2 separate regions of the Homo sapiens genome follow, and region 2 is linked to region 1. A link is a contact called in ENCODE Hi-C or POLR2A ChIA-PET data. All regions are on one chromosome and are shown on one strand. The core of a region is the stretch at or near the end of the contact, and the rest is flanking DNA. Distances in the headings are between cores, read along the strand shown.

Region 1 (5,800 bases), core at 753-3,252:
GTTCCAATCCATTCTTTTTCATAGCTGGGTAATTTCCAGAGTATGAATGCACCAATTTACTCCTTTCCTTACGTATGAACATGCATGTCATTTCTAGTTTTTGTCACTACAAAGAATTCTACAAGAAATTTGTAGACATCAGATTCACAGATGAGATTGTGAAGGTCAAAGGGTACATACTTGTACTTTTAATTTTAATATATATTACAAGATGACTTCACACACCACACTACCAGCGAAAGGAGTGCCTATTTCTCCACCTTCATTGTTTGATAGGTGAAAAATGTGGTTCCCTTTAAAAGTGATAATCTTGACTAGTAGTGTGGTTAAGCATCTTTTTAAATGTTAATGACCAATTAGTTTTCCTCCTCTCGGGAAGAGCTCCTCATTGCCTTTGCTTTTTGTCAGTTGGCAGGGGTTCATTTTGTCTTAGGAATGTATAATCTTTTGTGTAGCTAATCTTTACAATTATCTTCCAGTCTATTTCTTGTTTGTTAACAGAGTCAAGAAAAAGTTCTTAAAAAATACAATCACACAGGTTTATATTTTACTTCAAGACATCTCAGTTATCTGTTTTGCCTCATAATTCAAACCATAATGCTTTGATTAACGGAGGCTTTTTAGTAAATTTTGATCTGAAAAGGCAGATATTCCTTATTTTTCTAGAATGTCTTGGTGCCACACAGTTTTCATACTCGTTTCTTTGTAACATATTTTAAGCCATCGTCAGCCATTAGTCAGGTATAATTAACTTTAAGAAGAGGCATTCATTTATATTTTTACTTTTGTCAACTTTCTGGAGGCTGGTATTACATCGAGAAATAAGGCCATCCCTGCCCACAAGTTGTCCGAACCCTGATCAGTGCGTCACTGGGGAACGAACCGAGTGTGGATACAACGCACAAACACAAAACTCTGTTCGGCCTCCGTAGGAAGCTGAAATTGAGAAAGGAAACCGAGACAGTAGGAGAAGGGCAATTAAGATGTCTTTAAAAACAAGACGGCCGGTGCGGACAGCAGTGTAGAAGTTAGCAAGCTGGAGTGGGCAATGTCGGTGCCCCATCTCTAACCTATGGGAGTCACCAGAGCGGGGGCGGAGTCCCATGGCGGCCACACCCTGTCCGCCTCCGCAGTCTTTTTACTGGAGAACCGCAGTAAAAGGCGGAAACCGCGGAGGCGTCTTGATTTTCCGGTCGGAGAGATAGCTTGCTTCCTTTAAGCCTCGGGGTAGGGGGGTGGGGAGGGTAGGGGGGTGGGGAGGGTAGGGGGGTGGGGAGGGTAGGGGGGTGGGGGGGTGGGGAGGGTAGGGGGTGGGGGGGTGGGGAGAGTAGGGGGGTGGGGAGAGTAGGGGGGTGGGGAGAGTAGGGGGTGGGGGGGTGGGGAGAGTAGGGGGGTGGGGAGAGTAGGGGGTGGGGAGAGTAGGGGGGTGGGGAGAGTAGGGGGGTGGGGAGAGTAGGGGGGTGGGGGTTGGGGGGTGGCGCCGTGGGGGGTGGCGGGGTGGGGGGTGGGGGGTGGGGAGAGTAGGGGGGTGGGGGGTGGGGAGAGTAGGGCGGTGGGGGAGTGGCGGGGTAGGGGGGTGGCGGGGTGGGGGGTGGGGGGAGCGCGGGCGCTGGGTGGGCGGGGGGTGGGGCGGTGGGGGGGCCTGCCCCGCCCCAACCGCCGCGCCTGACGGTCGTCCATTGGTTGTTTGCATTCGAACTACATTTCCCAGCAGGCCCTGGGGTTAGACTGGCCGCAGCTGGAGAGGTGCCAGCCCGTCGTGGATGACTAGAGCCAACCACCTGCCTTCCGTCTTCCAGGCAGAACCACAGAGAGGCTACAGCCGTCCTGGCCTCCCTCCGGCCCTGAGAGCTCCTCTGGCCTGTCTCAAGTCTTAACGTCTCAAGCGCAGACTGCCGGCTCCGAACGGGGAGACCAGGCTTCTGCACCGGAAACAAGGCACCGGTTGTGACGTCACAGCCGCAGAGCGCCCGACTTCCCAGAAGGCACCGAGTCCCTGCCGTTCTCCTCAACTGGCGGCGGCGCGAACGAATAGTCGCCGGCGACCTGTGAGGGCACTCGGAAGGGCGAGGGGAGGGCTCGACCGCTCGCGCCTAGTTTTTCTATCTCTCCCGGAGCCTGAGTCTCTGAGCCGTCCCCAGCAAACGCTCAGGGGCTGCAGAGGCCCCGAGAGGTGAGGGGCTCCGTGAGGGCGGGAACCAGGCTGAGGCCGCCTCTGGGGAGCGGAGCGTGTCCGTTGCTGAGGGAGCAAGGCCGGGTAGGGAGCCTGGTGAGCGCCTCAGGCAGGGGCGCACGCTGAGCTTTACGGTAAAGGTGTTCCTTGACCAGCGGAAGAGGCCCCAGAGTGAGCCTGGCCCGGCGGTCCTTAGTGGGATGTCGCCTGCCGCTCTCAGCAGAGCTTTGACGGCGGAGAGGAGTCGGCAGGCGGTGTGTGGACACCTCCTCGGCCTTGCATCTGCTCCCCGGGAGAGTCACCAACCGCCTCCCCGCCCAAAGGGCACCGGAGGGAGCTTCGGTTCGAGGGGTACAGTATGGCCAGATTCAGTGACCAACCTGCTTTTAGGCAGATGTCCTCGGTATTGACCCCAGATTTCCTGTCTTCTAGCCCATTGCTCTTTCTCCAAGCCTGATTTAACCTATTCCTGGTGGGTTTTACACACCGTCTTTCTTTCTGTCTTTTCTTTCTTTTTCCTTTTATTTTCTTTCTCTTCCCTGATTCCCTTCCTCCTTCTTTCCTTTCTCTTTTCCTTTCTTTTTTTAGAGTCAGGGTCTTGCTTTGTCGCTCAGACTGCAGTGCAGTGGCGCGATCACAGTTCACTGCAGCCTCGACCTCCTGGGCACAAGCAATCCTCCCAGCTCCCCAGTAGCTGGGACCACAGGCTTGTGTCGCCACGCCCAGCTAATTTTTTTTTTTTTTATGGAGTCGGTGTCTTGCTGTGTTGCCCAGGCTGGTCTTGAACTCCTGGACTCAAGCGATCCACCCGCCAGGGCCTTCCAAAGTGCTGGGATTACAGGTGTGAGCCACCGGTACCTGGCCACACTTTGTATTTCTCAGGAGGCTGGACCTTGGCCTTCTCCGCTCCACCCTTACTCCCTTCCCTTTGGACTTGAGGTTTGCACAGTCTCTGTTTTTCATTCTCAGGATCTTCCTTTCACATCTTCCTAAGCATATCTTGTTCAAATACTGCGTTTCAGTTATGATTTCCCTATCCCAGCTGTCGTTTTCTTTAGATCTCATGTAGCCTCACCAGCCATGCCACATATTGGAGTGCAGTAATGCCGTGCCTGGTCTTTTGGGTAATCCCTGGTTTCTCTGTCTACAGCTTGGCTCTCTGGCAGATTTCCTCTAGTAAGAGGTGGCTCTGGAGGCCCCGCGAAACGAGTGTGGTGTGTGGTTGCAAGGCATGATGGCTGCAAAAGTGGTTCCTATGCCCCCAAAGCCAAAGCAGTCCTTTATACTGAGAGTTCCGCCAGACTCCAAGCTGGGCCAAGACCTACTTCGAGATGCCACTAACGGGCCCAAGACCATCCACCAGCTAGTGCTGGAGCACTTCCTCACCTTCTTGCCCAAGCCAAGCCTGGTCCAGCCCAGTCAGAAAGTCAAGGAGACCTTGGTTATTATGAAAGATGTGAGCTCAAGCCTTCAGAACAGAGGTGAGAAGCACATGCTTGTTTCACTAGAAGAGGAGGAGGAGGTACTGGAGTCTAAGATAGGTTTCTGTGTTAGTTATAAATTCAAGTTAGGATGGTGTATATTGGAAAAGGAGTCAATTCTAGTGTTGGAAAGAGGAAGTTCTTCTCAAGTGCTGGGTGTGAGTAAGGCCACAGAATAAACAGTGTGCATCTTTCTGTAGTGTCAGTTTTACCCAAACATTCTGAGGGAAATATCTTTTAAGGATAAATCAGATGAATTATTGAGTTAGGTTGATGTGGAATTTTAGAAATTTTGTGCTTTTTCTGGGCATCTTCACACTTTACGTTGCCCTAAGCTCTCCTTTAGTAATACTCTATGGGAAATTCTGAAAGGTGCTTAGAGAAGTCATTCTTTTCATAACAGGGAGATGCCATAGGTTCAAGACCCTAGAGTTTATGGCTTGAACTCTATAAGGGCTCACAGGAGCAGAAAAGGCCATGAGTTACCTGTCAAAGGAATGAGGACAGCCTGGCCTCGCGGTATGGGGAGTCTCTGTGTTAGAGTCACTGAGTTTTTCACTAACTAAACCTTCCTCTTTCCCCAGTGCATCCTCGTCCCTTGGTGAAGCTTCTGCCCAAAGGAGTCCAAAAGGAACAAGAGACAGTGTCTCTGTATTTGAAAGCTAACCCTGAGGTGGGTTTGGTTTTCCCATTTACTGCCTGAATCCATCACCTTCCGTGCTTGGCCAACCTGTGTGTAAAAACACATTCTTAGGAGTTGGCCTTCTTGGGTGTTTTTCTTCTGCTTTTTCCTTGAGCCCTTCTCAGCCTGGCTGTCCTGTCTTTGCTGCACCTCTGTGGGATTTATAGGTCCCTCTTGCTATCCCTTCCCTTGATCTTTGTGTGTCAGCTTTTCTTACCAGTAGGGCTGTCAGTGAACCTCAGTTACTAAGATGAAAGGGGCCTCTTGCTCTTTCAGGAGCTGGTGGTCTTTGAGGATTTGAATGTATTTCACTGCCAGGAAGAATGTGTGAGCTTGGATCCTACTCAACAACTCACGTCAGAGAAGGAAGATGACAGCAGTGTCGGGGAAATGATGTTACTGGGTAAGAAATCACAGCCTTTGTGTGTTCAGGTTGTTTGCTTTGGGAAAAGCATGTCCTTCATCTCTTTAGCTTTGGGGGACGATTCACACCTGGTAAGCCTATGTGCACACACACATTTTATTTTACTTTTGTTTTATTCAATGTAGCAGAGCCTTGCCACAGAACTCCAGCTGTGGGTGGGTGGCCATTTTTCCCTGTATCTTGGGGGCAGTGAGGGGAGAGGTAGGGAAAACCTGCAGACATAGAAACTGTGGATATAGAAACTGTTCTGAACCCATTTTCTGAACTCTGTTCTCAACAGGTATATTTGAATGTTTTCATTGAACACATGACTAACTCTTGTAATCCCCCTCCCCTTTTTGATGTTCAATAGATGTGAAGACTACTAGCCTAAGTGAAAATATATTCCACTATTGGTGAAAGTAATGTTTAACACTTAATGAGCACTTATATGCTGTTACATGCTAGGCACTAGTCCAAATGCTTTTCATGTGTTTATTCTCTCATGTACTTCTCAGAGTAATACTGAGTGGTATAGAAATTACTGCCACCTTACAGGTGACAGAACTGAGGCAGAGAGGGGTTACAAAATTTGCTAAAGTTCACACAGTTGTAAGTAGGGGAACAGGGATTCGGACTCAGGGAATCTGACATCAGAATTTGCAGTAATGGCCCAGGGCTGTACTGTCTCCTAGATGCATTTCTCATAATTTTGTCAATGAATTCCGTGTATGGTTGGTGAATGGGGCATTCTTTATTTGTCCTCATTTCCCAGTAATAGTTGACAAGTGTCCCCCAGTGCTGTGTATGAACTGATCAAGCAGCAGCCTCTCTATAATTTGCTTAGAGATGCTTTACCTTTTCTCTAGAAATGTTGCAACCCTAGAGGCAGAGGCCCGCACAAATGTCTTTACTGAGTGCCGGACACTTTTTACTTTGCCTTCAGGGCTTTTTGTTTCTGAGGGTGAAGTTGTACAGAGAATAGGTTTTAGAAGTTGCCTGGGGTGACAGAAATCCATTATGACTGTCAAACTCTTAGCTGTAATTATACCGTATGGTCA
Region 2 (5,545 bases), core at 408-2,907, 47 kb after region 1:
TAAGAAGAGGTAGTGGGATAGTAGGCGGCGTCAACATAGCTTGAGACCTTTGTACAAATTACCTTTGCAGGGCGTCCACGTCCTGCGCTGAGGTCTGTAAGTCGAGCCGAATCTAAAAAAGAGCAGGAAACGACTTTTACCCTGCACCAAAAGCCGGGCTCGTCCGGGATTTGAACCCGGGACCTCTCGCACCCTAAGCGAGAATCATACCCCTAGACCAACGAGCCACACGATTTACGCATTAAGGTTATCTTTGTGGGCGTCCTAGCATCCTGGGGGCGGCTGGGGCGGACCCAGCAGGACCCAGTGAGTAGAATCTTATTTCAGACCCGCCTGGAAGGGGCAATTTCAAGTGAGGATGGGTGTGGCGGAAGCCCAGAGCCCCGGCCCCTCCTCCGCGACGCACAAAATGGGGAGCAGCCCTGGCGCTACCACAATCCAGAAGGGCCCTGGGTCCTCGCCCGCCACCGCCACTCGGCCTTGAGTTGGGGATTCGGCGTCTCCGAGGCGCGCAGTGAGGAGCTCCAGCTTCCGCAGGACATGGGAACCTCCCAATAGCAGGCAGCGGCTGCGCTGAGGGTCTGCGAGCCTCGATCACTGCAAGCTCGCCTTGGAAACGCTGCAGTCCCTCAGCGTGGCACCAATGGGTGTTCAATAAAGGCCTGACGGAGTGCACGAGACACCAGCTACCAGGCACCCTACCTCGCCGCACCTCACGCTTCTCCGGCTCCGGTCCTCCCTTCTCCCCAGGGAAGCCAAAACCCAGAAAGCGAGTTTCCCACGTGGGCCTCGAACCCTAAAGGCTGACGCTGAGAGTCTCTTTTCTCCATCGACTGAACCAGCCCCGCAGCGCCTGCCTGGCCTCAAGTGCCCAGGATGGCTGAGCTCTCGGAGAAGACGGCTTAGGCCACCAACTACGCTGCGCACCAGGGGCGATTCTGCGATGCGCCCCCTTGCCCTTCACTGGGGGGAGCTGGCGGGACCTCCAGTCCCCAGGACGTGAGGAGGAGCAAGAATGAAGGCCGTGGGGCAGCAGGCGTCGGGCATCGGTTCCGGGGCACCCTTTACTGTCACTCTGCCCTTCCCTGTATCCAGATTTCACCTGACTCCCGAGAATCCAGCAGATCTGGGCTAAAAGGGGCTCCCTGTCCCCTCCAGATCAAAGCCGCGAATTCCCTCGCTCTCAGTGGGAAGGCCCCGGGGTCTGGGGGTGGGGACAAGGGCCGAGACCCCCACCCCGCCAGGGCCGACTGAAGTGCTGCCCGCGGATGCCCGGTCTTCCCCGCCTCCCTCCTCTCACTCACTCCCCTCCCTTCTCCCCCGCTTCCGGTATTCTCCCCTTCTCCGAATAAACTGGAATTTTAAGCGGAGGAGGGCTCACCTGGGACTGGAGCAGCCATACTCTGGAATCCTAGAAAAAATTTATGCCCCTGTAGCGACCAATGAGCCCGGCGCATTCTTCCTTATTCTAAATAACCTCCTCCTGCTGCACGGGGTCGTCTCCTTTAACCGCAGTTGCCGCAGTTGGCAGCGCTGGATCCCATTTCACCAAGGCGAGCGATTCAGGCCCGTCCGTCTGCGTCCCGGGACCCCGGGAGGTCTCCACTGAGGCCCTGCCAATAGCAGCCTCCCTCCGCCTTCCTAGTCTCCTGTCCTTGCTGAAAATGCGAAATGGGAAAAAAGAGAAGGAAAAGGGGGCTCGTCCGGGATTTGAACCCGGGACCTCTCGCACCCAAAGCGAGAATCATACCCCTAGACCAACGAGCCGCCGCTTCCTTTTTTCTTTTTTCTTTTTTTTTTTTTTTTTTTCCTTTTTCTGGTGGGGGACACGTCCTTCCGTCCCTGACGCAGAGCGAGACTCTCTCCATCGCCCCAATAGCTCAGTCCTTAGCGCGCGCACCTGCGAATCTTGACTTGTGGGTTCGCGGCCACCCTCAGATTTCCGAGGCAGGCTTTACTCCTGCTGGGTAAACCAACAAGGTTACCCGCTGAGGTTATGAGCTGGTGGTTTCAATGTCGTGCTGGTATGATATATAGGTGCATTTGCCTATTACTAAGGTAAAAGGATTTCCAGGCAGGATAGAGATGTCAGAAATCATAAAGGAAATACACAGATTTTATCCAAGGTTTTAAAACGGCAAATGATAATCCAAAGAAAATACAATCGAAGTTACAAACTAAGGGCTTATTACTGGGCTACATAGATTTCGAATCCTTTAAAAAATTACATAGGCATATTTTTAAAAGACATTTAAGAAAAGAAATGAAGATCTATGACAAAAAAGGCTTCGTCTTCCTCACCTGGGACTATGGAGCATAAACGCTGCTTGCCGCAGCCTCTCTGGCTGGCAAGTGTAGCCTCGGGCTGGCCCTAAGGGCCATAGGTGGAAAACAACTGAGCCTTGAAGTGGAGACTGGAGAAAAAGAGATTGTCCTAGAGCTTGCATGGGAAGAGTTTCGGGACCCAGAAACTGGAAACATTGGATTTCCGTGACAAAGTTTGCCAAGTAGCAGTACATGGTGCAATGGGTGTGTCTGGAGGCTGGCGTGAGGCGTAAAAGGCAGCTGGGCCCGCTGCTTCAGTGACTTCCTTGAGACTCAAAGGAAGCCAAGGAGAACCCTGTCTACTCACCTGCAGGCATCTCTCCCGGTGTCTTATGTATTGTCTGCTCTGGAAGTCACAGAAAAGTGAAGGAGGCTGGGCGCGGTACCTCCCGCCGGTATTCCCAGCACTTTGGGAGGCCAAGGCGGGTGATCACTTGAAGCCAGGAATGCGAAACCAGCCTGGCCAACATGCCAGACCGCTGTCTCTACTAAAAATACAAAAATCAGCCTGGTATGGTGGCGCGTGCCTGTAGTCCCAGCTACTCAGGAAGCTGAGGCACGAGAATCGCTTGAACCCGGGAGATGGAGTTTAGAGTGAGCCCAGACTGCGCCACTGCCCTTCAGCCTGACAGGGTGAGACCCTGTCTAAAAAAAAAGAAAGAAAGAAAAAAAAAAAGGAAACAGAATAGAGTCCAACTGCTCATTCTCGTCAGTTACTGAATAGGGACTAGACTCTGCTGGTTTCCATGAACTAACTCATGCTGTTTTCTTTCTTTCTTTTTTTGAGACGGAGTTTTGCTCTTTTTCCCCGGGCTGGAGTGCAATGGGGTGATCTTGGCTCACCGCAACCTCTGCCTCCTGGGTTCAAGAGATTCTCCTGCCTCAGCCTCCCAAGTAGTTGGGATTACAGGCGTGTGCCACCATGCCAGGCTAATTGTTGTATTTTTAGTAGAGACGGGGTTTCTCTGTTTTGGTCAGGCTGGTGTCAAACTCCTGACCTCAGGTGATCCGCCTGCCTCAGCCTCCCAAAGTGCTGGGATTACAGGCGTGAGCCATTGCACCCAGCCTCATGTTGTTTTCAGCAGATGCACGAGGAGTACACCATTATCTTCATGTCTACAGATGACACAACTGGAGCCCTGGAAAGGTTAAGGAATTAGTTCAAGTTCACACAGCCAGGAAGTGCCCTGGAAAGTCTGGCTAGAGAACCACGTAAACAGCTGTCTTTGCACACCAACAGGTAATTCACAGAAAAAGGAAAGCAAACACACACACACATACACACACACACACAGATGGCCAATAAACATGAAAAACCACTCACCTCACTAGCAAAGTTTCTTTCCCCACTTTCTGAACTGCCCGCTGCATCAATTCCATTCTAGGCCTAGTTTATCTCATAGCCTTACCACAGAAGCCAGTGGGGAATAGCTATATGTCTGAATTCTCCAATTTTGGCATATGCTTTGACTCAGTATATTGATAATTGAGATATACTACACATACCATAAAATTCACTAAAGTGTGTAATTGAGTGGTTTTTATATATTCATGTGATTGTGCAACAGTCACTACTATCTAGTTCTAGAATGTTTTCATCAGCCCAAAACAGATGCAGTACCCATTAGCAGTCCTCCCTGTTCCTCCCTCCTCCAATCTTCTGGCAACCACTAGTATGCTTTCTGTCTCCACGCATTTGCCTGTTCTCTACATTTGATATAAATGGAATTATACAATAGCAGTCTTTCATGTCTGGCTTCTCTCACTTAACATAATGTATTCAAGGTTCATCCTTGTTGCATATGTCAATAATTCATTCCTAATTATGACAGAATAATATTTAGTATTATTGAATAATACTGTATTAGTTTGCTAGGGTCGCCATAACAGTACCATAGGCTGAGTGGATGAAATAACAGAAATTTATTTTCTCACTATTCTGGAGGCTGGAGTCTGAGACTAAGTATGGGCAGGGTTGGTTGGTGCTGAGACCTCCTTCCTTGGCTTGGGGACAGCCATCTTCTCCCTGGGCCTTCATACCATCTTCCCTTTGTGTATGCCTCTATCCAAGATCCAAATTATTATTATTATTATAATTTTGAGACAGGGTTTGTTACCCAGGCTGGAGGACAGTGGCATGAACATGGCTCACTGCAAGCCTCCACCTCCAGGGCTCAAGAGATCCTCCTACTTCAGCCTCCTGAGTAGCTGGGACTATGGGTGATTGCCACCACACTCAACTAACTTTTTTTTTTTTTTTTTTTTTTTGAGACGGAGTTTTGCTCTGTCGCCTAGGCTGGAATGCAGTGGCATGATCTTGGCTCACTGCAACCTCCGCCTCTCAGGTTCAAGCAATTCTCCTGCCTCAGTCTCCTGAGTAGCTGGGATTACAGCTGTTTGCCACCAGGTCTGGCTGATTTTCATATTTTTGTAGAGATGGGGTTTCACCATATTGGCCAGGCTGCTCTGGAACTCCTGACCTCAGGTTATCTGCCCACCTCGGCCTCCCAAAGTGCTGGGATTACAGTAGTGAGCCGCCATGTCTTGTCGACTAATTTTTTTATTTTTATTTTTTTGTACGAACGAGGTCTCACTATGTTGCCCAGGCTGGTCTCAAACTCACACCTGTAATCCCAGCACTTTGGGAGGCCGAGGTGGGTAGATCACTTGAGGTCAGGAGTTCAAAACCAGCCTGGCCAACATGGTGAGACCCCCGTCTCTACTAAAAATACAAAAATCAGCTGGGCGTGGTGACTCAAGCCTGTAGTTCCAGCTACTCGGGAGGCTGAGGCAGGAGAATTGCTTGAACCCAGGAGGCGGAGGTTGCAGTGAGCCGAGATTGTGCCACTGCACTCCAGCCTGGGCAACAAGAGCGAAACTGTGTCTCAAAACAAAACAAAACAAAACAAAACTATGAAGCCCGGTAATAAGCCCTTGATTTGTCATTCAGATTGTATTTTCTTTGGATTGTCATTTGCCGTTTTAAAAACTTGGGTAAAATCTGTACATTTCCTTTGTGATTTCTGACATCACTATCCTGCCTGGAAATCCTTTTACCTTAGTGATAGGCAAATGCACTTATATTTCATATCAGGACGACATTGAAACCACCAGCTCATAACCTCAACGGATAACCTGGTTGGTTTATCCAGCAGCAGTAAAGCCTGCCTCGCAAATCTGAGGGTGGCCGCGAACCCAAAAGCCCAGATTCGCAGGTGCG

The links. A loop is a pair of places that touch in the nucleus more often than their neighbours do. ChIA-PET counts read pairs that join two places held with the same protein, here RNA polymerase II (POLR2A). Pooled maps may share reads with other maps.
Region 2: a loop to region 1 is called in a map of mammary epithelial cell, with 4 times the contacts of the local background. The contact joins the promoter of OR1F1 here to the promoter of ZNF200 in region 1. A Hi-C loop is called at or near these places in 10 of 168 maps with a recorded cell type or tissue (CD4-positive, alpha-beta T cell, CD4-positive, alpha-beta memory T cell, CD8-positive, alpha-beta T cell and 5 more), 17 of 37 single-sample maps with no recorded cell type and 17 of 50 pooled maps. POLR2A ChIA-PET finds 5 or more read pairs at or near these places in 23 of 52 experiments (CD4-positive, alpha-beta T cell, CD4-positive, alpha-beta memory T cell, CD8-positive, alpha-beta T cell and 18 more).

The regions. Positions count from the first base shown.
Region 1 is chr16:3,231,360-3,237,159 of GRCh38, reverse strand. It overlaps ZNF200 (zinc finger protein 200), which reads left to right and starts at 2,002. Exons shown (of 5, transcript NM_198088.3): 1 at 2,002-2,173; 2 at 3,324-3,654; 3 at 4,239-4,327; 4 at 4,613-4,739. The coding sequence starts at 3,405. RefSeq lists enhancers at 1,684-1,893, 1,904-1,963.
Region 2 is chr16:3,184,316-3,189,860 of GRCh38, reverse strand. OR1F1 (olfactory receptor family 1 subfamily F member 1) reads right to left here and starts at 1,657. Exons shown (of 4, transcript NM_001370640.6): 1 at 1,382-1,657; 2 at 63-112. It overlaps TRP-TGG3-5 (tRNA-Pro (anticodon TGG) 3-5), which reads right to left and starts at 1,767; the gene lies at 1,696-1,767. It overlaps TRP-AGG2-8 (tRNA-Pro (anticodon AGG) 2-8), which reads right to left and starts at 227; the gene lies at 156-227. RefSeq lists silencers at 99-258, 5,406-5,465.